Regions from separate parts of the Mus musculus genome. Here regions 1, 2, 3, 4, 6 and 7 are each linked to region 5. A link is a loop called in an ENCODE intact Hi-C map of the cell type or tissue named here. Cell type or tissue: left cerebral cortex. All regions are shown on one strand.

What was found. Hi-C counts contacts between places; a loop is a spot of excess contacts. Peaks named below come from ENCODE experiments on the same cell type or tissue, not always from the same donor. Only the 100,000 strongest peaks of a DNase experiment are listed, where the experiment ranks them.
Region 1: a loop joins it to region 5, with 3 times the contacts of the local background. A loop is called at or near these places in 11 of 42 quality-filtered maps.
Region 2: a loop joins it to region 5, with 2.9 times the contacts of the local background. A loop is called at or near these places in 10 of 42 quality-filtered maps.
Region 3: it touches region 5 in a loop (2.2-fold over the local background); 2 of 42 quality-filtered maps call a loop at or near these places.
Region 4: a loop joins it to region 5, with 4 times the contacts of the local background. A loop is called at or near these places in 15 of 42 quality-filtered maps.
Region 6: a loop joins it to region 5, with 5 times the contacts of the local background. A loop is called at or near these places in 3 of 42 quality-filtered maps.
Region 7: a loop joins it to region 5, with 2.8 times the contacts of the local background. A loop is called at or near these places in 6 of 42 quality-filtered maps.

Annotation. Positions count from the first base shown.
Region 1 is chr2:162,292,530-162,296,529 of GRCm38, reverse strand. All of the region lies in intron 2 of Ptprt (protein tyrosine phosphatase, receptor type, T), which reads left to right. Among named protein-coding and RNA genes, the nearest start is that of Ptprtos, 96 kb to the left of the region's middle. In left cerebral cortex, a CTCF peak has its summit at 2,263 (motif pointing left); DNase peaks (open chromatin) are centred at 276 and 2,277.
Region 2 is chr2:161,467,886-161,471,885 of GRCm38, reverse strand. No RefSeq gene overlaps it. Among named protein-coding and RNA genes, the nearest start is that of Gm35374, 79 kb to the right of the region's middle. In left cerebral cortex, a CTCF peak has its summit at 1,676 (motif pointing left); DNase peaks (open chromatin) are centred at 876 and 1,664.
Region 3 is chr2:162,566,909-162,570,908 of GRCm38, reverse strand. The region is part of intron 1 of Ptprt (protein tyrosine phosphatase, receptor type, T); the gene reads left to right. Among named protein-coding and RNA genes, the nearest start is that of Gm46774, 71 kb to the right of the region's middle. In left cerebral cortex, no CTCF peak of the experiment used is centred here; a DNase peak (open chromatin) is centred at 2,145.
Region 4 is chr2:161,212,944-161,216,943 of GRCm38, reverse strand. No RefSeq gene overlaps it. Among named protein-coding and RNA genes, the nearest start is that of Chd6, 110 kb to the right of the region's middle. In left cerebral cortex, a CTCF peak has its summit at 2,084 (motif pointing left); a DNase peak (open chromatin) is centred at 2,083.
Region 5 is chr2:162,657,100-162,661,099 of GRCm38, reverse strand. Ptprt (protein tyrosine phosphatase, receptor type, T) reads left to right here. Exons shown (of 31, transcript NM_001291150.1): 1 at 1-300. The coding sequence starts at 201. Among named protein-coding and RNA genes, the nearest start is that of Ptprt, 2.0 kb to the left of the region's middle. In left cerebral cortex, a CTCF peak has its summit at 1,893 (motif pointing right); DNase peaks (open chromatin) are centred at 705 and 1,901; H3K4me3 peaks cover 2,779 bases; H3K27ac peaks cover 1,802 bases.
Region 6 is chr2:162,527,434-162,531,433 of GRCm38, reverse strand. The region is part of intron 1 of Ptprt (protein tyrosine phosphatase, receptor type, T); the gene reads left to right. Among named protein-coding and RNA genes, the nearest start is that of Gm46774, 32 kb to the right of the region's middle. In left cerebral cortex, a CTCF peak has its summit at 2,310 (motif pointing left); DNase peaks (open chromatin) are centred at 2,321 and 3,209.
Region 7 is chr2:161,658,661-161,662,660 of GRCm38, reverse strand. The region is part of intron 15 of Ptprt (protein tyrosine phosphatase, receptor type, T); the gene reads left to right. Among named protein-coding and RNA genes, the nearest start is that of Gm35374, 270 kb to the right of the region's middle. In left cerebral cortex, a CTCF peak has its summit at 1,657 (motif pointing left); DNase peaks (open chromatin) are centred at 570 and 1,636.

The sequences.
Region 1 (4,000 bases), 360 kb after region 5:
CTGGAAGAATTGTCCCCCGTTCTATGACTAATTGGAGTAGTCACTTAGTCACTCGTTCTGTCAAACGAACTGTACATGGGGCTTCAGTTCTTCTCTGCCCCTTGAGTAGAGGACAGAAGCTCGTCTAAAATGGGACAGACATTCTTTTCTAGGAAACAATCCCTCCAGAGAATCTCAAACTTTTATACTTTTCTCAAACTCTTTCCTGTTGCTTGAGGCAAAAACCTCACAATTCCAAGGCACAAATTAGCAGGGTAATTGTGGCAGTCTGCTGCTTCTTGGAAGGTGTAGTTTTCACAAGTAGAGTGCTAGAGGTGGGCTGGTAGGAATGTTTATGAGTGTGGGGGTTTTATGTATGCCATCTGTTCTTGGTGTCAGAACCAGAGGGTAGGAGTAAGAGAGGATCTAACTATCCCCCTTTTGCAATCTCATCATAGTTAATAATAATAATAATAATGGTGAGTTCTTATGAAGAACTCAGCATCTGCCCAGAACTGTTCTAAGTCAGGGGTCAGCAAGCTGTGGTTCATGCTCTGTTTTGCCAGCTTTAATTTTGCAGAGCCTTAGAGAAGCACACCTGTGAAGGTTAGTCTGCATTGCCACTTTCCCTGCATTTTAAATCACCTGGGAGACACATCTCTGGACACCAGTAAAAGGTGTAGCTAAGGAGAGAAGACCTACCCTAAAATAAGTGGTACCATCCCATGGTCTGTGATCCTAGGTTGAATAAAACAGGGAAAGCCAACTGAATGCCAGCATTAATCTCTTTAATTTCAGATGATGAGCACAGTTATGACCAGACATCACATGCTCATGCCTGCATTATGAACTGTATCCCATCAAACTGTAAGCAGAAGTAAAAACCTTTGTGCATCAAGTTGTCTTTTGTCGAGTATTTAGTTACAGCAATGAGGAGTGTAACGAATACAGCAGCTCATCTATTTATTTATCTGTTGTCTGTCATGGCTGTCAGATTTCACTGCTGCTACAGAGGAGCTCTGACAAGGACTTTATGTCCTGCAAAACCTGAAATCCTGACCCTTGAACCTTTTGTGTGAGGTGTTTGTCAACTTTTTCTATGAGTTGTTTCATATATTAATTCTATAATCCTTATGATATGGTCATTGTATTATCATGACTTTAAAGACTGGGAACAAAGAGAAAGATGGAAATGTTTGAGGATGTGGCAGAGAAAGGACTCGACTGCCTAAATCTGACTCCAGAGCCTGAATCTTAACCACTGTGCTATGTTCACAGTTACCCATGAGGTAAGAGAATCTATGGTGCACCATGAACTAGGGTGTGAGATGCATGTGTCTATCTGCTTTCTAGGAGAACATCCAAAAAGAAAATCTGGGAGACAGATTGTGAGCTTGCTCTCCTTATCTCTTACAAGTACAAGAGTCACTGATCTTTGTTGTTTAGGAAAGGTCGAGGGAGCTGGGGAAATGGCTCAGTCTCTAAAGTGCTTCCCACACAGGCATGAAAACTTTCAGTTCCCTAAACACATGTGCAAAAGCTGAGTGTGGAGGCACACACTTATAATTGTTGTGCTGGGGAGACAGAGATAGGCAGCTTCAGCATCCAGCTATCCTAGCCTAATTGGCAAACCTATGATCAGTTAGCAACCTGTCAAAAACTTGATGGATGACACCTGTAGAAGAACAAAACTGGAGGTAAACCTGTGGTCTCTACATCTATGTGTGCACACACATACCCCTCTGTCTCTGTCTCTGTCTCTGTCTTTCTCTTTCTGTCTCTCTCTAACCCTTCTGTCTCCTTGTCTGTCTCTTTCTTTCTCTCTCCCATCTCAAAGAATGTGCTAAGATTTAAAAAATGTATTCACAGCCATATGATTTATTTTATAAAAGTGATGCCAAGTCACAAATGCACAGGCACAGATAATGCACCATTCACAGATCCTGCCTGGGGAAATAATGACTGTGTGGTACTTCAGAGCACTGAAAGATGAGCTAAAAATCAAGAACTAAAAATGGGCAAATCATAGGATAAAAAGGCTGGTGAGTCTCCCTGGGGGTTGTCTACAGGGACCCCATTCAACTTACTCCAAAGATCCCGAGGAGAATTGTCATCTCCGCAAAGTGACTCTGATTAAGTGTCTTGGCTGTTTTGTTCATAGCTGTATTACCAGGGCCTACAAAACTGCCTGGTATATCTAAGGAGCATGGTCTACATTTGCCATAGAAAATACCTTGTCACCAGTGAGCTGACAGCCCAATGGAAGGGAGAAGATGCCTGCTTCCCCCCAGTGGCACATGGGTATAACTTCAGTGCAAAGGAGACCTCCATAAACTGTTACTCCTCATTAAGCTTCTTCTTCTGGACAAGTTTACTAACTGCAATCACAAGCCCAATTAAATGCCAGGAGTCTGGAGAAAGCACCTACCTGTGCCAGAAAGCAAGACTAGAAGGATGCACCTAAAGAGAGTGTGTGATTGCCTTCTTTTTTTTTAACCCCACCTAACTGATTTTTTTCTTGTATTCCTTAGGTATAACTTCATAATTAAAACAATTTCCCATGCCTCCTCTGAATCTAATGTTAATTCATCTCCACAGAAGCCATGAGGACTTCCAGATACATTTTTGGTGGAATGAGCACAGTAGTTCATTAAGGGTTGAATTTTCCTTCCCCGAGTTCCATATGTTGAAATCTGAACTCCCAGTAGGCCATGTGAGCTTGTTGGGAAATAGTGATTGTATATGTAACTCATTAAGATTAGACTGTATTGATAAAGGATAGACACTGACTGACTTTTACATATAGAAAGGAAAGGAAAATTTGGGCACACAGGGGAAAATGCCAGGTGCATCTGAATGTATGGACCAGGTCATGTGTTTATAAAGCAAGAACACCAAAGATCTTTGAAAGTGTTAGGAATCAGAAATGGGGCTGTGTTAGAATAGATCCCCTGCCAGAGTCCTGGAAAAGAAATAGCCCCAAAGATATGTAGATCTCAGGCTTCCAGCCTTCAGACTCTGAGACAATCAGTTTCTGTTTACTTCCCCTCAGAAGCTTTATTGTGGATTCATAGAAAGGAATCCAGAACCCTTCACTCAGTTCAGTTCAGTGTGATAGTTGCCTCATCAATCTCATTTCTTCATCCTTCTCTATTCTGTCTTTCCATTTAGGATCTGGTACTGCCATGGAGCCTGGATGGAGCCACTGGCTCATTCAAATATCTTTAGTAATTTGAAGCATACAGTTCATTGGGGCTGCCTAGAATGCAGCAGACATCAGCAAGGGTAAGAGTAGCTGGAAACATTAGCTGAAGTGAAGACCTTGAAGAACAATAGAGGGTATAGGGATTTAACTGTAAGCACTCCAGTTGACAAAAGTAGAGTAATGGTGATGGCCTCGAGGACCAAGGAACTGTCTGTATCTGTGAGTTGTCCCTTCTCCCCTCTATTCTTCTGATACATGACATAGCCATAGTGCCTTCTCATTGAGAAGGGCCTGACTAGACCATAGGTTAGTGATTTAGTAGTCCTGGAAGAGTCCTTTGAAGAGTGGTTTCTGAACGAAAAAAAAAAAAGATATAAAAGGAAGAGAAAGGAACATGATGGTCATGAATGTTAGCACCAAATGAAAGAAAGAAAGAAAAAATGAAGGAAGAAAGAAAGGAGGGAGGAAGGAAAGAGAAAGAAAGAAAGAAAGAAAGAAAGAAAGAAAGAAAGGAAGAAAGAAAGAGAGACAGAAAGAGAGAGAGAGAGAGAAAGAAAGAGGGAGGGAGGGAAGAAAGAAAGAAAAAAGAAAGAATGAGGAAGAAAGATAGGAAGAAAGAAAGAAAGAAAGGAAGGAAGGAGAGAAAGGGAGGAAAGAAAAGAAGAAAGGAGAGAAAGGGGGAAAGAAAAGAAGAAAGGATAGAAAGGGAGGAAAGAAAAGAAGAAAGAAAGGAGAGAAAGGGAGGAAGGAAAGAAATGAAGAAAGAAATGGAGAGAGAGAAAGAAAGAAAGGAAGGAAGGAAGGAAGAAATAGAGA
Region 2 (4,000 bases), 1.2 Mb after region 5:
ACATGTCTTCCTTCAGCATTTGAAATTCAGGTCTCTCTCCACCTGGTTTCTCTCATTTCCCACGAACATTTTCACCTCCCCTTTCTGAATCAACCAACCCCCCCCCAAAAAAAACCCTATTCACAACCCTCCAAATCACTTCCTTTATGACTTCCTTTTGTGCTTGCATTGACCTCAATAAGAAGAGTTATCTCAAGGCTGGAAAAATGATTCTGTGGTCAAGAGCACTGGCTGTTCTTCCAGAGAACCTGTATTTGATTGCCTGCTCACAACTATCTGTAAGTCCAGTTTCAGGGAATCCATTATCATCTTCTGGCCTCCCTGGGCACCAGGCATGCACACATATAGGCAAAACACCCATACATAAGATAAAAATAAATAAATCTTAAAATGAACAGGCATGTGCCTCTTCTCTGTCCATCTGAGCTTCTCTCTCTCTCTCTCTCTCTCTCTTTCTCTCTCTCTCTCTCTCTCTCTCTCCACCCTGTCAAAAATCTCCCTTTAAATACAACTTCTCTGGGAACAACTGATTGAATGTGTTCTCTAGCTCTTTGGATTTTTGGAAAAGCCATAAGCACTAAATTCAGAAAAAAAAATGGGTCTGCCCCATCATAACAATACCCACTTGTCTAATGTTAACTAAATCGTTACATTTGAACCTGTTTCTTCAACTATAAAACATATGATGCCAAGTCGATAAGATGGCTCAGTGGAGAGAGCCAACCACTCCACCACAAGTTGACCTCTGACCTTCACACACGCATATGACACATACACACAATAAATAGTCATCCTCCCTGAGTTGGATCCTGGCGATGTCATCTCAGTCACTGGGATTCTCTCAGTCTCCATCTGCTGAGTATAATCTGACAGCTGTCCCTATAGAGCTGCGAAGACTGAAGCAAGGAGAAATACATATAAACCACTTCACAGATTGCCTACAGATCATAATTCCTCAACAAATGTTAATTTTTCTTCTTATTTTTTACCTGCCTTGCTAGGTGGGTGCTACAATAATTAAAACAAAAGACCTTGGGCTAGCAATGTGTTGAAGCTGGCTCTTCTTTGCTTATAGTGCTCCATTTATTCAGTGTTAGCAACTTCGCAAACAGACTGATTGCTTGTTAGGAGCTTGAAATCAGCTATGATATAAATGTTTCACTACAGAAACCAGCAAATGAAGGGGCTGGAGAGAGGGCTCAATGGTTCAGAAAGGTGAATGCTCTTCTAGAGGATCCAAAATCAGTACCAGGAACCTATACCAGAGGAGTCACAACCAGTAGCTCCAGCTCCAGGAGTCCTAATGTCTTTCTCTAGCCTCTGTCAGGGAACGGAATGCTGGGATGTTATTCTTTTTATTTATTCCCCCTCCCCCAAGTACATTGTTACACCATGACCAGCACATAGCCATATCTGTTTCCTGAACACAGTAAATACTCTGTGTATGTGTGTGTGTGTGTGTGTGTGTGTGTGTGTGTGTGTGTGTGTGTGTAGTGGGAAGGCACACATTCTGCTGTTTGAATTATCTTCAAACTATTTTCTCTGGTCCCAATCTCCTACAGTAATTCCTGTCGTAATTCATTCCTCCACCAATTCCCTACCTATACTAAAGCAGTCCCATGCTCATTCTCACCTTACTAATGAAAGGGCACCATCTAGTGTCCAAAATAGCAATCCCTAATCTCAGTAAGGGAGTCTCCACCACTACAGGGGGCAGTACAAAATACCATCTGAACACTAAGCCTTGCCCTCCACTTGACTTTACAAATAAAGTTTCATTGTCATGACGCATATTTAATCATCTGAAAAAATGCTCTAGAACTCTTTTTACACTGTTGCATCAGACTGGAGAAGTTGTCATAGAAATTGTAGGATCTGGAATGCCTAAGTTTTCTATGTTTTTACCTTTACTATGTTATCCCAACCTACAGTACCCTTTTTGGAGACTGTCTTTACATTTGGCCTACCTGTGTGCTCAGATCTCAGCATCTGCAGATTTTTGGCTCCATCAGAATTGATGTTCCACAGTTACACAGAAGCTCCAATCCCAAATCCCCATCATAAGCAGTACTATGGGGAAGGGATGTCATTTCAACACAAAACCGTAGAGTTGTCCCTAAGGTAAAGAGCTTACCTAGCCACAGGAAGAAAAATGCTCTCAGAGAGTCTGCTGTCCCCTGGCTGTGTTATTTGGGGCTAGGCAATTAGTGCTCCCGAAGCACGGCTGCTTCATCTGTTAGGTGGGTCTTAACAGCATCGTTTGCCTCCCTGGGTTGTTGTGGAAACAAATGAGACCATTTATTAGCTAGCCTTTCAAGAGCTACAAAAACAAGTTCAGTAATGTTAGCTTTTATTACCTATATTGCCAAGGGTGGGGTATATGACTCTTCATATTAATTACCTAAGGCTCTGAGAGCACATGAGTTCTTACTCTGAATGTGCTTCCGATGCAGCTCCAACATCCCAGTTCTGCTCCTGAATTCTACATGTGTCCTTCCAATATGAATGTTTCCCAGTATATACCCGAGGATTAAGTGTGGTAAGAGGCATATGTATGCAAGAATGAAATGTGGGACACCCTGGAATAGGCTATCTTTGGTGGCATGGTAGATTAGGAGCTGAGGCCAGGGAAGAAGATCCTAGCTGTTAATAGGGATGGAGGCTTTCTCTATACCATGACAGGTAAAGTATTCCTGGTGAATTCCCCTAGCAGGAAATGAAGAAGCAAAGTTTATATCCATAATGGTGGGAACATGTCCCTTGGGGACGTGGCTTGCTTTTCTGAAGATCAAGTCTAGATATTGCTAGCATAGTCTCTAGGTCCTCGTCTCCTTCAGTCTAGAAGAATGCTCCCCAGTATAGGGCAGATTTTTTTTCTCCTTTCTGTCAATCACCATTTGCATCTTCCAAATCCCTAGTCTTTGCTCCTCCCATTCCTTGCGCGTGCGCACGCGCACACAAACACACACACACACACAATGTATTGAAGGGATATTGGTGTTCACTGTATCACATGCCTTTAAATAGTTCACCCACATTCCCTCACTACCTCTCCCCAACTCCCATGTGTGTAAACCAGATGATTTCTGACTGTAGATAATTTGTGAGTCATCCTGCTGGGCCTTGTGGACACATAACAAGTGTTGATATTCACTCTGTCTGACAGTGACTGGTGGCAACTGGTTGATAAATGCATTTGTTCTTTGATCTCTGTGCGAATAATTCTAAACAGTATTGTACACTCTCTTGCATGGGTCTTTTAGATGAGCAAGCCCCTACTTCCCACAGCAGGAACCTGTTCAATGGCACCTTGGCTTCCTTTCAGCTCCCTTTTTCAGCAGGACTTACGCAGATGGCCACCCAAATAAGTTACTAGCACTCACTCATCTCGTGACATGTATCCTGGATGTCCAGTGTCCAGCTAGGCTACTTGCTGTACACCAAACTCTCCTGTGAGAAACTCACAATGCAGAGAAGGAAATCAAGGTCCATATGGTAGCCTCTATCATCCAGAGTTCACTGACTTCTGGCCAGTCTCGTCCTTCCAACTCCCATGATTCCCCACTCCCTCTCTATTCTTGAGCCACTTGAGAACTTTTGCTGTTCCTGGACTGTGCCAAGCTCTTTCTGACCCTTGGTCATTGTCTCTTGTTCTCTGCTTAAAAGACCCTTTTCCCATCATTTAGCCCAGGCAAACTCTCAACCTTCATGTTTTTAGCCTAAATGTCACATCTTCAAAGAAGCCACTCCTAATCACCTCACCTGAGGTAGTCCCCCTTCATCCCCATTATTCCATCTGAATATTTCCTTCATTTGCTGATTTAATCGCCTTCATAACAATTCATAATTATGGGCTCCACTGTTTGTTTACTTCTTTAATGACTATCTTCTTTCCTAATGTGGGCAGAGACACAGTCTGCTTGATTTACTTTTGAATCCCAATGCTAAACAGTGTACGTGGCAGATAATAGGCATGTAATGAATATTTGTTACATCAGTG
Region 3 (4,000 bases), 90 kb after region 5:
ACTCCAACCCACACTCCTTCCACTGAAACACACAGCTCATCATTACTGACTTGCTATCATTTCGGGGTGTTGTGTCATTCAAAGATGCTGGTCCTGAAATGATTTCATGAACAACAAGATTCCACACAAGGCAGGGAGTCATTGTTCTTTTTCTCCGGACCCTGTCCCTCTACTCACGAAACAAAACCTTGTCACTATTATGATGGAGAAATGTCTAGATGTGTGAGTGACCAAGGAAAGGCAAGCAACTGCCACACTGCCTTCTTGCAGGACAGACATGGCACACATGGCTTGTGGCAATGCTGGGACCTTTTGCCTGGCTTTGTAAATCCTGTCTGTGTCTCCCTGTGTTGAGCACTGTGAGTGAGCTACACTGTAGGGCTGAGTATCCCTGAGTGGCAGCTTGAGTGGACATGATCAGTTTACATGTCAGACAGGTCACTGGGTTAGGCAAGGCTCCCCCAGCATGAGACTCTTGTGGGTTCTGTGAGTCACAGATGCAGTTCCTGGAGGTCTAATGTACTGTTTAACCAGCAGGCAGGGTGCAGACTTAAAACATGGGCTCCGGAGACAGTCTCTGGGCTCTGAGGACATTCTAGGATTATGTGTTTATGCTTACATGGATAGTTTGGTTTGGTTTGTCTTACAACTTAGAGTCAAATTCTAGTGTTATCCAGTCTGTCCTTTGTCCCTGTGAGGGAAAGCACCATCTGGTGTGTGAGATATGTCACCCCTTTTGTGACTTCTTTGAAGGTTCTTCTCTGTCTCATTTGGGGAAATGAGAGCTCAAAATAACCAAGTCATCTTTTTAAAGAGTGGGCTGATGACCGAGGGAGAGCTATTTACCGTATGCTTGTTATTCTGCAAACTGCTAAAAACAAAACAAAACAAAAACAAACAAACAAAAAACACTTGGTATACTCAAAGTGACCCTGTAGGTGTAGTTGCCTTCTTGTATATGTAGGGAAACTGAGGCAGAGGGTGAGGTAACACAGCCAACGGCGTTTAGCCACAGCCAGCGCTGTGGGACAGCTTGCTCTGTATCCTGTGCTTTTAGCCTCTTTACTGTGCTTCGTGTCTAAGGCTTTGAGTACACAGGTTCTTAAGTGCAGGCTAAAGACCTGGCGTAGATAACTATAAGTCTGTGGCAAGGTCACGCATTGCAATATGCCCTTGGGCCTCTTGGGACTGGTGTGGCTCACTCAGAGAGGTCGGCTGCTAGCCCTGGCCTTGCTGGAGTGATGGAGAGAATAAGCTCCCTCACCTGGAGCCTGCAGCCATGTGGCCTGTGGCATCTGTGGAAGCCTGGGTTCACTTTGCACAGCCGGGTACCATACTGCATTTGGGTGTCTGTGCTTATGGGCACCGACTGATTTTCTTGGAAGAAGAGACGTTGAGGGCTATCAGAACCACACAGAAGACATTTAGGGGTCACACAGAGGACCTGGTTTTGGTTGTAGGGGCCACACCCTCTTGCTCTTCCTCCTTAGGTGTCTCCTACACAATCAGTGTGGGGAAAGAATCTTCGTGTCCCTTCGGGGACTCAGAGTCTCAGAATCAGGATCACATTTGCTGTCAGAAAGGACCTGGCTGCCCGGGCTTGATTCCTTCACGAGCTGTATGACCTTGGCCGGTTACTCCATCTCTCTATGCCCTGATTTCTACAGTAAGCCAGAAGCCACAAGGAATTGCCACAGGACTTGAAGGAGCAAACAATGTCTGGCAGAGAACAAATACGTGTGTTAACTCTAATTAACAATTTGCCCATTACTTTCCTGCACCATCATCATTGTCTTAATTGTTACCATGGTTACCAGTTTGGTGGCACTTATAGGTCAGGTCCACATGGTGACTCAATTTGACTGAACTTGTGTTTTGAGTGAAGAAAGAGGCAGAAAAGGTTAGGTGACCAGCCAGAGGATGCATAGCCCCTAAGTGACAACATCTGGTGTCTATCTGGTCCAGTGGTGGTCTGACTTTCTGCTGCCTGCCCTTGCTGCTGTCCAAGGTACCACCTCCAGGCACCTAGTCTAAGCCATGTTCAACAAGTGGTTGCCCAGGCTCTTGTGCTGTTGAAACACACATTTACGATGGGAGGTGGCGCCCACCAGAAGCTTAAATAAACTGGTTTCTCCTGGCGTAGATTTACAGTTGCAGATGCCTCCCACGGCTCAGGGCTTTGACTTTTTAATTTAATCTTCCCCAGATTCACCAAGGGCCTTCATTCTGGCAGTTTCCTGCCTGTGTGCCAGGCTCCAGGGAGCTAGACCAACTCAAACCAGTGCATTTGTGTTGTCTGGAAGGGGAGCCTATGGCCTCTAGCCTCCTGCCTGCCTTCCTACAGAAGGGCTCTGATGAACTGGCCCACTCCTCAGTACCCTGGATGGCAGCCTCTCCAGCCAGCTCCTGAGATTGCCTGGCACATTTGGAAGGCCGTGTTGATATTCTGGGCAGGCCTGCCAGGCCTCTGCCATTATGTGTGGGCAAAGCTGTAAGTAGGAGCAGGGGAGAGGACGGCCCTGTGTCTCTCTGTGGAAAGTTCCTGAGAGGAAGGGACAACTCCTCCCAAGGATGACTCTAGGGTTTCCAGGATTGCAATGGAGCCCCCCTTCCATACTGTCTAACTGAGAAAGGACTTTGCAGACCTCGGTCAGGGCCGGAGCATAAAGCAGAGAAGGCAGGGGTGAGGATATAGCTCTGTCAGTGAAATGCTTGCTGTGTAAGCATGGGGACCTGAGGTTGATATCCAGAATCCAGATGGGAGAAGTGAACAAACCAAACTGAAATTGTGGTGTGTACTTGTGACTCTAGTACGGAGACCCTGTCTCAAAATGTTAGATGGAGAGTGACTGGGGAAGATATCCAGTGTGGTCATTTCTCCTTTAGACTATGCACTTAGACACACATGCATGCATTCTCACCCCAGCACACACACACACATAAACACACACACACACACACACACACACACACACACACACACACACACACCATGGCTTCCTTGTGGCAGGAGGAGCTTTGGATGGAGATTATCTGTAGAATCTGGTGGATTTGGAGCATGAGGGAGGGAGAGGAGGAAGGAGAAGGGAGGAAGCAACTGTGAGAACTTTAAGGTAGGGACTGGGAGCCGTAGAGCACACTGCCTCCTGTGCATCCATCCTCCTGTCTCCAATACTCAGCAGTGGCTCAGCTGCAGGAGACTGCAAGTCTGGTGTGGCTCACGATGGCCAATACCGAATTCTGTTCCCTACATGGCCACCAAGGCTAGTGAGTCAGTTAAGCACCATGCTCTCGTGGTCTCAGCAGTGAGAAAGAGAAGCAATCATAGTGATTTACCTCTCAGTGCTGGTGGGAGAAATTGCTAATGGCAGGCAGCAGGGTAAAAACACACAGTATCATTGGCCTGGAAACTGCTTGATCACAGGCCAGGGTACACATGGCCTGGGAAACTGGGCCCGGTTCTTGGTGTGAAGTGGGCCCGTCCTCCCAGAACACAAGCACACATGTGAGCAGTATCTCCAAGGTTTCCAAGGGGTCTGTAGGGCTCATATGGCTCCATCTCCAAAACAAAGGGTTTGAGTGGCTCTGGGACGTTACATGCCTTGAGTCCTCTGATCGTAGCCTCTGCTGTGTCAGAAGGCCAGATATGTGTGCTGTGTTTTCCTTGACTGCTATGTCGTGCATGGAGCTCCTGATTACTCCCCAACACTAGCTCAAGCATTTTCCTTTAGACATCTCCCTAATAATGTATTCTTCTATGCCAAGTGTGTGCTTCTTCCTGCCGGCCTCACAGTGGGTACCCTTGTCTGTAGTCAGTCGCCAGACAGTCATTTATTATGGACTTGGTATATGTAAGATGTAAGCTAGTTGCTGTAGGTGCAGCTTTGACCCAGATGGATAATCTACTTGCAGTGCCCGTGCTAAAAGGCAAATCTGACAGTGCTTTCCTAAACAGGTGAATACACTCAAGGGATAATTGGTAAAGTCCGTGTTGGAAAGA
Region 4 (4,000 bases), 1.4 Mb after region 5:
AATCCCTAGAATGCACCTGATGTCAGGGACATGGAAATACAGAGAACACCGATGCTCAGAGCTCACCTGCCATACAGAAAGAGCAGCTCAAGAAATCAGGAGACTGATCCTAGGACCAGAGCACTCAGCTTCTCCTGGCTCTGTCACTGGTCCAAGCGGCTAGCAGCCTGAGACCCAGTATTCCACAGCCCAGCTAGGATGAAACTGACAGACCAGGAATGGATCTATTGGAGATGTAGGTCCTGAAAACCCTCACCTCCTGTCAAGGCCTTCAACCCTGATTTAAATAATAATAGAACTCAGTTGAAAGGAAAGGTGAATGAATTGAGGAGGTTGTAAGGGAAAAATACAAAGAAACAAAGTACCTAGTTTAATAAACATGTTTATTATCTGACAGGTCTATACAGGTATACAATGTATCTTGATCACATGCACTGCCCTGTGCCCCTCCCGCTACTGTACAGGAATTATAGGCACTGCGTGACCAGAATTACATCCACAAAGCAGCTAGGGATGACGACCCAAACTGATGGAGCCATTAAATCCCTCAGTGATTCCCTGCTGTCATCAGAGTAAAATCTATTTCATCTTAGGTTGCTGAGAGACCAGAGTCCTACTCACACCCACACCGTTTTGCCCAGCCACACCCATACTGTTTGGCCTCTCCATTTTGGTACTCGCCCTGGATTCTGCAGCCCTGAACCTCTCCCTCCTGCCACTATTCTGTGCAGGATTTGTTGTTGTTGTTGTTGTTGAATGCATTATCGACATCGGGCTATGCTCTCATGCTCAGGTTCATACCTGACACTTTGTATGCATGATCTCTCCTGATCCTCTCAACAAACGTGAGGCAGGGATAATTATACCTATCTTACAATAAAAGGAGCTGAGGCTGAGAGGTACAGCCGCGCCTGTCCGAGGTGAACACTGCTAAGCCATGTCTTCCTTCCCACACTGAGCCTCCCACCAGTCAGCCTCAAAGCCGGCCAGCACAGGACAAACAAGGACTGCCAGGAGTGCCAAGGGCAGCACAGACCTCAGAAACACTGAGGAGGAGAAAGACAAAGAGGCCAGGTCTCTCAGGGATGTAAGAGAGAACTGGCCCAAGGTGATCCGCTCATCCCTATCTGCCCAGGTTTGTTGGATTGTAGCGCTGAAAATCTCCCATCTTGGGAAGCCATCACTCCTCGTTTTAAAAGTAGTATTCTGCCTTCCAGGGTTATCTCCATTCTCAGGGCCAGTCAAGCAAGGTTGGTTCGTCACCCAGACTCAGGTCAGCTTGTTTTGTCCGCCAGAGGATGTGATCAGAGGCAGACAGGGTTGTTGGGGATTTTTCCAGAAGCCGCATGAACGTTACAGTTCAAATAATCAAACTGTGAGACTCCATTCAAGCATAAAGACACCAAAGGGGGAGCTGAAAAGAAAGGAGTCCCTACCACGAGCAAGATTCCAGGTCAGGAGCCAGACACACACACACAAATTCAGATAGGTAGCTATCAGGTTTGCTGTATTTTCCAGCTCCTACCATACTGCCTGGAGCCCTGAAATGGACAGATGGATTCATGCATGCATGCAGTCACGCATGCCCGGGCCATCATGTCTAAATACTAGCTTCTCTGCAGCTTTCGGGCAGAGCCTCACACAAACAAGTCTAATTTCAATGTTGCAACTGCTGGGGGACCAGCTGGATACCTGGAAGAAGACCTAGGAAGAAGGATGGGGAAACCTCGTAAGTCTGGCTTCTGCCAGAAAGAACAATCAAGAGTTTGATGCAAAAGGACTCCTGGTGCTGGTGTTTTGCGGCAGTTTGTCCCTGTGGCAGTTTGACCAGCCAGCCATTTTCCTTCCCTTAAGCTTGATGTCCCAGACTCTGACAAACATGACCAAGAGAGCAAGGCTTATACGGAGCCCGTTTCAAACGGCCTCATTGTGAGGAGCTCTCCAGCAGCCAAAGTTGAAGATTACTTAAGAAATATGTTCACTGGGTAATCACTTCAAACTTGTAGAGAACTTCTGACTAACTGTTCCAGCCACTGCTGGCAGTTTCTCTGTAGTCGGGACTGGGAAGCAGCAGCAGCGCCATCTTGTGGCGCTTTTGAGAACACCACGGGTCTACGTCTGTCCCTTCAGCTGTCTGATGTGTACCCGTGCTTTCTGAAAATTCACAATTTTATCTTAATAAGGATATCTTGTCGGGCTGCTTTGCAATCTGGTCCACTCACTTCTCAACCTTTATAAAAATAGAAAAAAAAGTAAAAATCAATGCCCCAATTCAGAGTGGTTGCAACACTGTGTAACCTTGATATTTTCAAGAAAACTCGATTCAGACAGGCCTGGTGGCACACACCTATAATCCCAGAACTTGAAAAACTAAGGCAGGGAGATTGCTATTAATTTGACACCATCCAGGACTAACTTTTCTGTCTCAAAAATACTACTATTAAACAGAAAACAAAAATTCTACTTCCCGCAGGGCATGGTGGCACACACCTTTAACCCCAGCACTTGGGAGGCAGAAGCAGGCGAATTTCTGAGTTCGAGGCCAGTCTGGTCTACAGAATGAGCTCCAGAACAGCCAGGGCTACATAGAGAAACCCTGTCTCAAAAAAATAAAATAAAATACAATCTACTTCCCTGAGAAATACACATTGCTCTACCTGGCATATGCGCTGGTTCAGATCCAAACTATAGAAAGGTCACAGTTCACAAGCCATCCACTGTCTGCCCACGGAGACACGGTGTTGCCTGTTTGCCTCTATTGACTACCACCTTAGTTTTGAGATGTGATCTCTCACTGAGCCTGGAAGTCGATTGTTCAACAAGACTGGCCACCTAGCAAGCCCCTGGAGACCTCTTGTGTCATCCCCTCTACATGTGTACTTCACCACGCATGGACCCACACTTGGATTTTTTTATTAGGTATTTTCTTCATTTACATTTCCAATGCTATCCCAAAAGTCCCCCATACCCCTCCCCACTCCCCTACCCACCCACTCCCACTTCTTGGCCCTGGCGTTCCCCTGTACTGGGGCATATAAAGTTTGCACGACTAATGGGCCTCTCTTTCTACTGATGGCCAACTAGGCCATCTTCTGATACATATGCAGCTAGAGACATGAGCTCTGGGGTACTGGTTAGTTCATATTGTTTTTCCACCTATAGGGTTGCAGACCCCTTTAGCTCCTTGGGTACTTTCTCTAGCTCCTCCATTGGGGGCCCTGTGATCCATCCAATAGCTGACTGTGAGCATCCACTTCTGTGTTTGCTAGGCCCCGGCATAGTCTCACAAGAGACAGCTATATCTGGGTCCTTTCAGCAAACTCTTGCTAGTGTATACAATGGTGTCAGCGTTTGGAGGCTGATTATAGGATGGATCCCCGGATATGGCAGTCTCTAGATGGTCCATCCTTTTGTCTCAGCTCCAAACTTTGTCTCAGTAACTCCTTCCATGGGTGTTTTGTTCCCAATTCTAAGAAGGGGCAAAGTGTCCACACTTTGGTCTTTACAGGTGTGCTGGGGATCTGCTCAGGTCCCCATGTTTATACAGCGGGCGCTTTACCAGCTGAACTCTTTCCTCGGACTCCAAGATGGCTTTTCTCTTTTTTTTTTAAACTAACAAGAGCATTCATTCACTTAATAAATATTAATGGAGTGCCCACTATATCCCAGGCCCTGTAGGTGGTGGATATACAGGAAAAGAAAAACAAACATGAGAACTATCTGTTATGGCACTTATAGTCCAAGCGAAGAGATGTTATAAACCAAGAGATTATTGAAATGCTAATGCCAAAGAGAAAGTGCCAGTACAGACATAGATATAACGGGTCAAGGAGCGTGATGTGCTACAATGGGTCAAAGAAGGCTATTAAAATACTCAACTAAAAACTATGCCTGAATTCTCTCCCAAGAAACCCAAAGAACATGGATACCCAAGACACTGTAGTGATGGGCCTGATAGGAGCTGATTGCGGGAACCATAGAGTTTGCCTTGACCTTCTCT
Region 5 (4,000 bases):
CCCAGCCTCGCGCCTCAGTTCGCGCCGCGCCTGGGCTCGGAGCGCAGCGGCGCCGGCTCCCGCAGCCGGAGAGGAGCCAGCCCCGGGAGCCCAGCGGCGCGCACTGCCTGCAGCCGCGCTGGCGATGCGGGGCCGCCCCGCGCCCGCCCGAGTCCCGGCCCCGGCGCCCTCGGGAAGGGGCTGAGCCGCTTGCCGCCCGGATGGGGAGCCTTGGCGGGCTCGCCCTCTGCCTGCTCCGGCTCCTGCTCCTGGGGCTGCAGCGGCCGCCGTTGCCCGGCGCCGGAGCGCAGAGCGCCGCAGGTGAGTGCGCCCGCCGGGCTCCCCGGGCCCCTTCGCTCTCCCCAGCCCTGGGAGGAGAAAGTTGGGTCCCGTGGCCAGGGGATGCCGGGGCCCGGTGGGAGTCCCGTCCCAACCTCCGGACGCAGCTGCTGTGTCCAGGCGTGCCCAGTCCCGCTCCAGGTCCCCCCCTGGCCCCTCGTCGCCTTACTTTCCTGCCGCTTCCCCCCCACCCCCGGGCGGGAGTAACTTTGCGCGGCTGTTGCGAATATTTCCACTTGCTGCCTCCCACTTGTCGGAACCTGTCACTCGAGTGTTTCGGGGTGGAGGGAGGAGGCGCCGCTTCTCGCCCGGCGCGGAGCACTGTCACCCGGGCAGCTTCCTGGGCTGCGCGCTCTTGGAGTGGGGAGCACAGGTCCCTAGCAGGCCCAGGCTGCCAGGGCGGTGGCTTTTCCTTTCTCCTGGGAGACACTGAAGATCATCCAGTGTTGTTCTAAACACGCCGCTCCCCTTAGCGAGCCCTTAGCAGCTGGGACTTCCCATGGGAGTGTTCTTGTGAATGACCCACTCGGCTAAACCCTCACCTCACCTCGTGGCTCTGTCCAGAGTAATGGGTACCCTGCTAAGGCCCTTTAAGTGCAGTGGCTTTGATCAGTGAGCTAGTGGGCTTCTGAAAACTTCGGGACACTCGTCTTTCGGCTTGCCCATGGGCAGGTAGCTAGTTCCCCAGAGTGTGTCTAGTGTCTTCTTAGTGGCGACTGAGCTGAAGAGACCACTACCGAGGGTCTCTCTCATCACTAAAACCCCACTGGTAGGGCTTCCTTCCGTGAGTCCCTTAAAGAGGGAAGGAGAGGTGGGGAGGGATACCTCCAAGTTCAAAATCACCTCGAAGTTTCTTAGCACCTTTGGTTTAGGAGTGACCACACTGAGCTGCTGTCGCTGGTCGGGGTCGGGGGCGGGGGGCACGTTGAGGCATGTCAGCGGAACTTAGGAAAGGGTTCTTTTTGGATTGCTAAGCAACAGCTGTGCTCACATAAGAAATCAGGGGAGGAAGAAAGGGAAAGAAAGGCAGTGAGCCTGATGGAAGTCTCTAAACAGGCTGCTTTTGAGAGGAAGAACCGCCGGAGTGACATTCCGTTAGAAATGTCTTAGGTTTTCTTCCCTGACTTGATGTTAAAATGGAAACTGGACACAGGATGTATGGGAAGGAACAGCTTGTTTTCGTGCCAGCGAAGTTGAGCAAGGAGGCCACTCTTTTTGAGGTGTCTGAAGCTGAAAGGCTGGGACAAGAGGGGGAGAAAAGAGACGGCCGCAACATCATTCTGAAGATGCTTCAAGGCTCTTGTTTCCCTCGCTTTGGGGTCTGCGTTAGGTGTGCTGTGTCAGGAAGCTGGCAGGAGGGTGCTTGAGGCAGTCCTGGGGACCCGGGTATGACTTATGATTCTAATCTTTACTGTCTTCTAAGGCTTGGCGGGACATTCATACGTTAATAGTACTCACGTTCCCGCAGCAGAAACCGGATCAAACACGTCCCACAGACCTTTTTTGGGTAGCAGCTGTAAACCCAGAACCTGCTCCAGAAAGCTGTCCAGGGCTGAAACGCACGCCGGTTCCGCATGTTACCGCAAGGTGGCGCTCGCTCACAGCTGTTAAATGCAAATCGAGCCGCTTTCATCTCAGGGATAGAACTTCGGTTCAATTTTTAAATGAGTAATGTGTTTATTCAGCAGCCTTTTGTTAAAACATTTAGAGAAGTGTGAGGAGGAAGCACCTTTTCTTTGTTTGCTGCTCGGAACACACCGGGAAGAAAAGCAATCCTGGAGTACAGTTTGGGAAGAAATCGACTGCGAAGGCGCCATATGTTTCCTTTGGTTCTACCTGGGCCCATAGCTTTTGCAAAGCTACAATAGCATATATTTAGCAAGCGGCTGCGTTGTTCCCGGCTCCTTAAAGGAGTAGGATTAGCTTGTCTTGGTGACTTGGTGCGTTCTAAGCTCCGCTCATTTATAGAAATGGGCATCTTTTTTTTTTCTATACCTAGCTCATTATCGCTCTACTTTAATGCTAACTAGATCGTTTAAACTGGATTCTTCCGGGGCTTTCCTTATGAACATCTGTAATTGTCGACGCGTTAATCCTGCAACTGTTGACTTGTTAAAACGGACTTCTCTTCTTATTTTATTCCTCATTGTGGTATTGTCAGAATCCAAATTTGTTATAAGTATGATTATAGTTTGGGTCTCTTTTGAAAAAGCTTATTTTAAACTTTCTGCAAGTCTGAGTAAATAATGCATTTTAAAACTCAGTAGTGTGTTCTCCATATTCCTTTGATCTGAAGATTCCCCGGTCTCGGAAGCAATTTCAATTTGTGAGCTTACATCTAGGACATTGAGGGCTGATGGGCTTTGCTGTGACTGTTGGTCACAGTGTCCAAAAGTCGGAGTCAGAAGCTGTCATCAAAGGCAATTTCCCCCTACCTTACTCTACCCTGTGTTTCATGAGCCACTACATTTTTTTTTTTTTTGGCGAGGGATTATAGTAAAAGAAAAAAAGTGCTTTGATAATAGTTGGTAAACAGAACACATGATTTGGGAATGAGGGAAGGCTATGGCTACGTAATTAGATACGGGATAATTAGTCTATTTATCAGTGGGTTTCAGTATTACAAGTTAAAGCCAAATCTTGACAGGGACCGACTCTGGGTGGCAGTTGTAAGCAATGTAGTCATTTAACTCAATAATTGCTGCCAGATACCTCTGGGGAGCTGTTCCCACTACAGTTGCATTTTACTTTCTGTCCTGGATTGCTTGATTTGTTTCCTAATAACAGAACAATTAATGTGGAGACCTGGCTTTGATTCTGTTCCAGCAACAACAACAAACATGAAATAAATAGAGACCTCCGTCTTGGGTTACAGTCTGTACCTTTCTCTTCTGTTTCAGTTCCTTCTTGTTTATCCTAAGCACATTTCCACAGGCTTCAGGCTGCCAGCAGAGATGGCTTCTCTTGTAGTGTTATAACTGTCACCTTACAGAGCCATGATCAGAGGATATTACAGCATCGTTCTCTTAAGCACGGGATACTCCCATGACTCTCTGACTGCGTGTTGCTGTGGAAACAAGAGCATTGCTATGTAGGCAGTGGTCCTTGATAAATATTTATCGATGGTGATGAAGAGATGGTGGAGCCTCACAGTAACCAGGATGGGGAAGGAGTATCGTGTTTGGGAGGCAGCGTGGCTTGGAGAAAAGCACTGGAGCTCAATGTTCTTGGTTTGAATCTCACCTCTGCCTTTGGTACTGGCTGTGCCACATTGGACAGGCTGTTTATCTTCTCCAACCTCAAGCTCTTATCTGCAAAGTGAGGATAATTAGAGCTGCCTCACTGAATTTTGTGAGGACTAAAGCAGAAGATGCATGGGGGGGGGGTACTCTGTCCAGAGTGGGAGCCAACTGTTACTCTCCTTGGCATGGCTCTGTGCTCCTGCGTGTATCCGAGCTGGGGCCGTGGTGCTCCTGCCAAGCTAAGTGAAGCACTAAGCAGGAGACGGCTGGACTTTCATGATGCTTTTTAGTTTTCCATCCTTTATTCATTTTTTGGGGGGGGGGAGTGGGTCTTGATTCCCTGATACTATTTTTAGAAAGAAATTTCAAATGAAAAGTCCCAGCAAGTGACAGTAGTCAGTTTAGTTGTCCCAGAATTTGTGGAAAGAATGTTTTAACTG
Region 6 (4,000 bases), 130 kb after region 5:
ATAGGAGTCTTCCTTCACCTGTAAAATTGTCTCTTGTATTAGTTAGGTTAGTGCCAGGGGCTGGAATGAATGGGTCTCTCAGATAGAAACTTTATACCTTGTTTAAACAGCAGAGTATGTGACCAGGCCTCATCTTTGAAAGGCTTTGCTTTATAAGGTGATTTGGAGACACGGGTCCAGATTTTTTTTTTCATTAGATATTTTCTTCATTTAGATTTCAAATGTTATCCCCTTTCCTGGTTTCCCCTCTGAAAACCCCCTATTCCCTCCCCATTTGCCCTGCTCACTGACCCACCCACTCCCTCTTCCTGGTCCTGGCATTCCCCTATCTGGGGCATAGAACCTTCATAGGAACAAGGGCCTCTCCTCCCATTGATGACCAACTAGGCCATCTTCTGCTACACATGCAGCTAGAGCCATGAGTCCACCATGTGTTTTCTTTGGTTGGTGGTTTAGTCCCAGGGAGCTCTGGGGTTACTGGTTAGTGACAGGAGCCTGATCTAGCTGTTTCCTGAGAGGCTCTGCCAGTGCCTGACAAATACAGAAGTGGATGCTCACAGCCAACCATTGGACAGAGCACAGGGTCCCCAATGAAGGAGCTAGAGAAAGTACCCAAGGAGCTGAAGGGGTTTGCAGTCCCATAAGTCCAGATCTTTTAGGTCTTTGAATCTTTATGCAGCATCACATGGGGAAGCGTGTGGATGGGGTGGGGGAGGTGCACTGGGTTTGCAGTTTACACAGATCATGTGTAGAAGGCCTTCCATCTCCTACTGCCATTCCAGTTTTATTGTTAGCACTCCTATGATATGGGGAAGGAAGGACACACTTCTTTGTGGGTGAACACACCCCTCTGATTGAGCCTCATACATCGGAAGGAGGAAACCACAGTACTTTGGTGGATGGCTATGTTGGGCTCCAATCTCTTCAAAAATCCCCATTTCAACTTAACAGCTTTGATGGCAGTTGTAATGGGTACCATCCGGGAAGTCACATTCTTGATCTGGACCTCCCTGTGACAGTGAGATTCACTGTTGCCCCTCGAAATGATCTCGGCTCATTTCCGTTTCCTCGCTTCCCCGTATTAGCGAACAAATTAGATTTCAGCACTGAACACCGTGCTAAGTTTCCTGACCTTGGACAAATGGAAAGTTCTTTCTGGGATCCTGGCTGAAGGTGGGTTCCATAAATCTGGGCTAGCCTGTTAATCCAACCCCACACTTACTCTTATCCGTTCATTTTGAACCTGGAGACTAATGAAAACACAAGCAGCCCCGAGACCACACAGCACAACCGCTGTCAGGGCCAGGAGGCGTTTGACAGTTTAGTCCTGAGAGCACTAAATTCAGCCCCTGATAAATAATTTACTTTGAGAACTGGGAAGCTAGCCTCACTGTCTTGCCTAGCTCGCTGCTTGAGGAATATAGACCATTCTGGTCATGCTAGAGAGGAGAGAAGAAGAAAATTTATCTTCCTCATTCCCTGGCTACCTATCTTTCATGTCTCTACAACCATTTCAAGAAAGCCATGGATTTCTGTTTGCTAGTGCAATGAATGCCTCATTTCCAGTTTGCTTGCCTCTTGCCTGGGCTGTAATCACTTGTAGCTCGGCCTGTCAGGGTCCCTGGGAAGACTTCATATGGGCTCACCGTGTGCTGATGGATGCTGAGTTTATATAGGGTAAAAGGGGAGGGGGAGATAGACTCAATGTCTTCTTACCACTTCCCCTGCTCCTTAATTGACAGGGCCTGGCGGAGGCCACGCCAGCCTTGTGAGTTTCCAAGTCAGGTTTCATTTCGGGTTGTACCTATCACTTCATTTTGTGTTTCGTAGGTTGCTTTTGTTTCTGCGGTTGCTTTTCTCCATGCCTGGGGGACAGAATAGCTCAGCTATACATTTAGTTCTCTGTTGTGGAGGTTTTTCAGGGGTCGGCACAACTCTGATGCTCATTAAGATTACCAAGCCTCATCATTTTTAATGTTAGGCCCAAGGTAATAGTTAATGAGGCTGAAAAGTATATTAATAAAATCGCTTGTAGTAATTAGCAAGAAATTATAATGGTAGGGTGATGGGCCGATTTTAGAAATCAGTTAGGAGTGATCAAGACCAAGCTCAGATGTCACTACTTATTATTTTTTGCTTTCAATCATCATGAACTACACCTTTGCATTTTTATCTCTGAAAATAAAGCCTTTGATTGAGCTCATGCATATTGCGATCAACTCAATCTCTTTTGTTCCCATCCAAGGAGCATAGAGACTTGGGACTAGATGGGGCCTCTCGAATAATTCACAAACTGTCATGCTGCCCCCTAGAGGCAAGTGGCTTCCTAGCTGAGAGAAGCTGGGTGAGCCCACAGAGTCACATAGGCTTCTGATGAGAGGAGACCCAGGAAGCAACATCAGTGGGGCTCACCAACTCAGAAGGGGGGGTGTAAAAGCAGGTGCCTGTAAGGTCACAGATTTGGGAGACGAAAGGCTGGGGATTGAAGGCTTTTGGAACATCCCCCAGTTTAATCTTTCTAATCACTCTTTTCTACCAGCCTCTGTTTTGTGTCACACGTGTGTTTGGATCTAAAGCTTTTAAGTTATCCCAGGCTAAAGCAGGACTTCCCGGACCTGCCTAGACCTTCAGCTGAAGCTTCTTGGAGTTTTTCTTGCCATTGCCCCTGTTAGTAACTCAGTATCCTTATTATTTAATTATTATTAATGTGTGTGCCCGTGAGTGCCAACACTAGGGTACTCCAGCACAGGCATACCCCAGTGCACAGGAGGAGATCAGGAGACCACTTGTGAGAGTCAGTTCTCTCTTCCACCCTGAATTCTGAGCACCAAACTCAGGTCATCAGGCTTGGTGGCAAACACGTTCATTCGTCCCCTAAGCCATCTCCCTGGCCCACCCATTTACTTTTGTTAATTCCTTTGTGCCTGCCCAGATTGGAGGAGTATCTGAAAAAAATATCTAAAGAAGATCAAAGCTTTAGATATTCAGACAGTATTGTTGTTGGTTCATCGAATAGTGATAGACTCATTGAAATCCACTTACTACGTTTTTCTCCTCTTTCCCATCCCTTTCTCCACCACATTTACTGAGAACTTGGGATATTCAAGACAGGCTTGCGTGCAAGTTCCTAAGGATATAGAAGTGAGAAGACGTAGTTCTTATCTTCCAGAAGCAGCCGCTACACTGCTTTACATGGGGATCTCCCACATAGCTTCAGCTGCCAACAAGACACAGCTGAATATCGGAGAGCGTCTCACTTGGGGATTGCCTCAATCAGATTGGACTGCAAGCACGTCTTTGGGCATTTTCTTGATTGCTACCTGATGTAGGAGGGCCTAATCCACTTCAAGCTGTACTATCCCCACACATGTGAGCCTAGGCTGCATAAGAGCTAGCTGAGCTGTTCAGAGAGCAAACCAATCAACAACCTCCTCTCTGTGGTTTCTACTTTAGTTTCTGCCTCCAGATTCCTGCCTCGAGTTCCTGCCCCGATATCCCTCTGTGGTAGACTGGAACCTAGCAGTGTAATATGAAATAAACTCTGTTTCTAGGTTGTTTTGGGCCATGATGTGTATGCAGTAACGGAAAAGCAGATCAGGATAGGGGTACGTAGAGATGCTGAATAAAGGGTGGAAGGTTTGAATTATGCGAAAGACCGAGAAAGGCAAGGGTAGGCGGTCCAGGCATTAGCAGGAGGCTTCTGAAGCTTGTGGGACCCAAGGAGCTTGCAAAGTTCTATGATACTGCATTGCTAAGCATCTTTAGTGGGGTGGGGATGGTGGGTTAGTCTGTCTGTGTGTGTTTATATGTGTGCGCAAGCACGATACAAGAGCGTTACTCTTATCTTGATAGTGGAGCACCTATCCAGGGTTTTAGACAGCTTGGCTCGATTTGTTTGTAGAAAAACCACTACAGTAGCTGGTGCTTTTCTAGAAAGAGCCCAGTGGCAAGGGCTGAAGGAGGAGGTTGCTGCCATGCTCCCTGCTGCCATGCTCCTGGT
Region 7 (4,000 bases), 1.0 Mb after region 5:
AGTGATGCTCTCTAAGCCTTGGAGAAGGCAAAATGGATCCCTCAGTTAGGGATGAACACTCAGTACTCAGCTGTTCCCTTCCCTTTGATCTGCTTTGATGCTCTATGAGTCTCTGCATTAACTGTTGCCACTTTCGACAGAAGCCTCTCTGATCAAGACTAGGAGAAGCACGGGTCTTTGTATGTAAGCGTAAGTATTTAGAGGGCACTTTGTTACCTTGTCCGTGCAGCAAACCAATAGCAGTGTGCTCGCCCTGTGGCCCCTGACCTCCTTCTCATGGGCTGGTGATCAGGTTTACAGTGCAAGGCAGGAGCTCCCTCCTCGCCCCAAACCTCAATGCCAACCGGACAGCTGCCAGCCAGCCTTCTATCAGTCATCACTATTGTACTGGTGGCCGCAAATTTCCTGGTAGGTTAGTATCGCAGCTCAGAGGGCTCACAGCTGGGGAAAACGATTGATAGCTTTTATCCTCCAGCAGGCAGCCGGCTTTTCCTTCTGGCATTATAGGAAAGCTAGCCAGCAGGAAGGAAACTTCAAGCTCACTTACAGCTTGATTTCTCAGTGTCCTGCCAAGTGTGTGGTTTCCTCAGCATAGGGTAGAGTCATCTAATTTGCATCTCTAATCCCATCCCTAGAGGAGAGGTAGGAGAATGTTGGAACGGGTGTCTGAGTTTAAAGGCAAGAAGCAGGAACTTGGTTCTGTGGCTCCTACCTGTGTGCTGTGTGCTTTGACTAAACACCCCCTGTGCAGGCTTAGTAAGAGGGAGTCTCTTCTATGAAATTGGAAACTAGTGTAGTCCTCTTTCTGTTATGAGGAGCAATCCTAGATAGAGAATCAGTCATGTGGCCTATCGCTGTACATTCTATCTGTAAAATGTATGAAGAAGGCTTACTTTTAATTAGTGTGTAGCCACCTTTATCCTTTCTCTGTCTCTCTGCCTCTGTGTGTGTGTGTGTGTGTGTGTGTGTGTGTGTGTGTGTCTCCCTCCCTACTTCCCTACTCTTTCTTCTTTGTATTCTATGAGGCGCTATAATACCTTCTTGCTTCAAGGTTCAAGTCTCTGAGAGTTACCAAGATATTCTGCCCAAAGATGCTACTGAAGGGTGGGTCAGAGTCAAGGCCCTCTGGGAAGGAACAAGTGCCTGCTCACTCACTGGGCAGACCCAGGAGAGTGTACATGGCTGGTCATTTCCAGAAAAAGTCTTTAAAATGGATCAGCCAAAATTTCCAGTAGTAATGTGGATGCTGCATACTTCTGTTCCAAGACAAGAAGAGATGGAGGAGGGGATGAGAGTGGTATAGGTCTCCCTCACTGCCTCTATGCCAAGAAAGTTTCCCAGTCTGTGTTTCAACTCTTCTAGCAGTGGGCATCCTCATCTCCCCAGCAGGAGCTGGAATGGACTCCTGTCTGTTTTGTTTTAGTCAGGATACCCTTCCTGTCTAGCAGCCACAGGTATAAAACCTCAAACCTCATGAACAAAGGGGGAAGAAAATTATTTGAGGAGAGGGATGAAGAAGTCTACAACAGGAGAGAGCCCTTTTTTTAGTTGGCTCAGATTACTATCTTGAAACATTCTCCAGCTCTAGGAACGTGGTGCAGAGGCGTCCATAGGCTTCTGTGTGCTCTTTTCTTCAGCTTTTGGTACCCCCTGCTGGTGAAATCCTGAGACCTAATTGACAAGAATCACAACACCAATAGAGAAATATTTGCAAGTTCAGAAAAGTCACACGTACTTGTACTTGAGTGTTAAAAGCCCCGAGGATCCAGACCTTAATTAATGAGAGGACCACCCCAGGAGTCATGACTATTTTATGATGTTGGGGTGTTTTGTTTTATTTTTAATGTTCTGTGACTTGGGATAGTCTGTGGGATCTAAAGTTAACAACAACAACAAACAGACAGACAGACAGACAGACAGATTTCTGTGAATATTCCACTAATTCTGCCAATATTGTAAGAATAAAATACTGAGTTATCTACCCAACATATTCCGAGGCACACACTGATGCCATGCACTGTTCCCCTTCTCTTTGCCTGTACTCGTCTGCTTTTGAAGTGGTTATAATTTGTACTTAGAGCAGGATAGCCATCTTTTCTACACTTCAAGTCACAGACTTGTTCAATGGAAATTTGTGCAACAAATTTATCGAGTGTGGGCTATGTGCCAGATCCTCAGCAAGCAACTGGAGTAGGCATGTGGAGTCCAAAGCCCTTCTCCCAAGAGGTACTTCCTAGTGGGTGAGAATTGAGTGACTAACACAGGAGGGATGCGGGCTTAGCTGATAGGGTGTCGATATGTTACCTGGTCACCAACTAGAGTTCAAACCAAGGTTTAACTCTCTCAGCACCAAACATTTCTTCTCTGCATTCTCCATCTCTGTGATTCTCTATGTCTGAACTTAATTATTTAATGCTTGCCTTTGCCATTTATCTCTGGATTTGTCGAGGGTCAAGGTGAAGAGGACAAGGCTTTCTTTACACTTAACAGAGCTTGATACATGTAGGTGCTCAAATATCTGTTCAAAGAATGAGTCAGCCGGAGAGGAGAAAATTACAGTTCTGTTAGTGGAGCAGCAAGAAGCCTCAGAGAAGGTCTGACATTGGAATGACTTTCAACTTGAAGGATGAAGAGAAATGCCCAGCGGAAAGGAATAAGAAAGCATCCAGGCCAAGTGTCCTGAGCAATGTGGGGTAGAGGGACATAATTCCTGTTTGCTAGGAGGCATGGATGGGTGGTGAAGCTGAAGCCCAGTCCACATTTTAAAGATGTTGGGTATTTTCAGATTTGAGTTTTCTCCAGAAGAGAAAAATAAATCAATAAGAGGGAAAAGATAAGTTAAATTCTTTGGTAATGACAAGAACTATCAATTTTTTCCTGTTACAGGTATTAGTTATAATTTTTAAATTTTGAATTTCAAAGGATAGAGATAGGTCTGTAGCTTTGAGTTTGTTTGTTTGTTTTTCTCTGTGCCTCTTCTGTTTCCACCTTTAAGGCTGTACTTATTGCCAAAACATTCATATAGGATGTCCATTACCAAAACACTCACACAGGACTCCTATCACCAGAACAAGCAGGAGGTTTCAGCCAGCCATGGGCTACATGCCCAGGACACTGTTATGGTTTGCAGGAGCGCCATCCCAACCCCAAAGGATTGTGGGTTAGACCGTGGACTGCAATGCTATGAGGTGCGGTCAGGCTTAGTGGAGGTCCTTAACTCAAAGGAGGGTATTTAAGACCACAGCCTATGCAAATATTGTGCTTCCTGGCTCTTGTCCTGAGAAGTTTGCTCTGCCCGCTATGAACATATAAAATCTTCAGCCCTTGCTAGAGGCAAAGAAGCAAGTGGGGTCACCCAGTCAATGACTAGTAAACCTTTTCTTTTAAGAAGTTTATTGTCTCTGGTATATTTTTATGTAAAGGTAGCTAATATAGATATCATATAGTGGATGTTTATAGCTTAGTTGTTAAATTTTTTAAAATACCTCCATGTTTGGAGAGGTTCGGCCTTTCCTTTCTTTTCTTTTCTTTTTCTATATAGGTATTTGGCTCAATCCAAATATTTCTATAAAATGTCATTTTTCTAAGAAGCAGTGAGACCTCTTTTGGATATTATTATTCCTTTGGAGGCTGATGATTTGTGTTGAAGACAACTCTCTCTTTATTATTCTACCCTGAATGGAATGAGATTGGCTGGAAGTTCTGCCCCGAAGGAAATATTAAAGCCTCTGATTCATTCTCATTTGTAGTTCTCAAGTTAATTCTCTTATCAGATTTCCTTTTATTTCCTGCTGGGGCAATGTGAGCGAGCTTAGATGGAGGCAAAATATCTGTTGTATATCCTTTCAAATTTATGATTATGAAGGTCACATATACATTTTTAAACACATGCTTTTTGATAATGGATGAAGAATAAAATTTTGAATGCCATCAGCTACAAAACTGTTCATTTGTCTTATGTTGCTCTTCTTCTTGGCTGTTGATTGACTGATGATGGTAG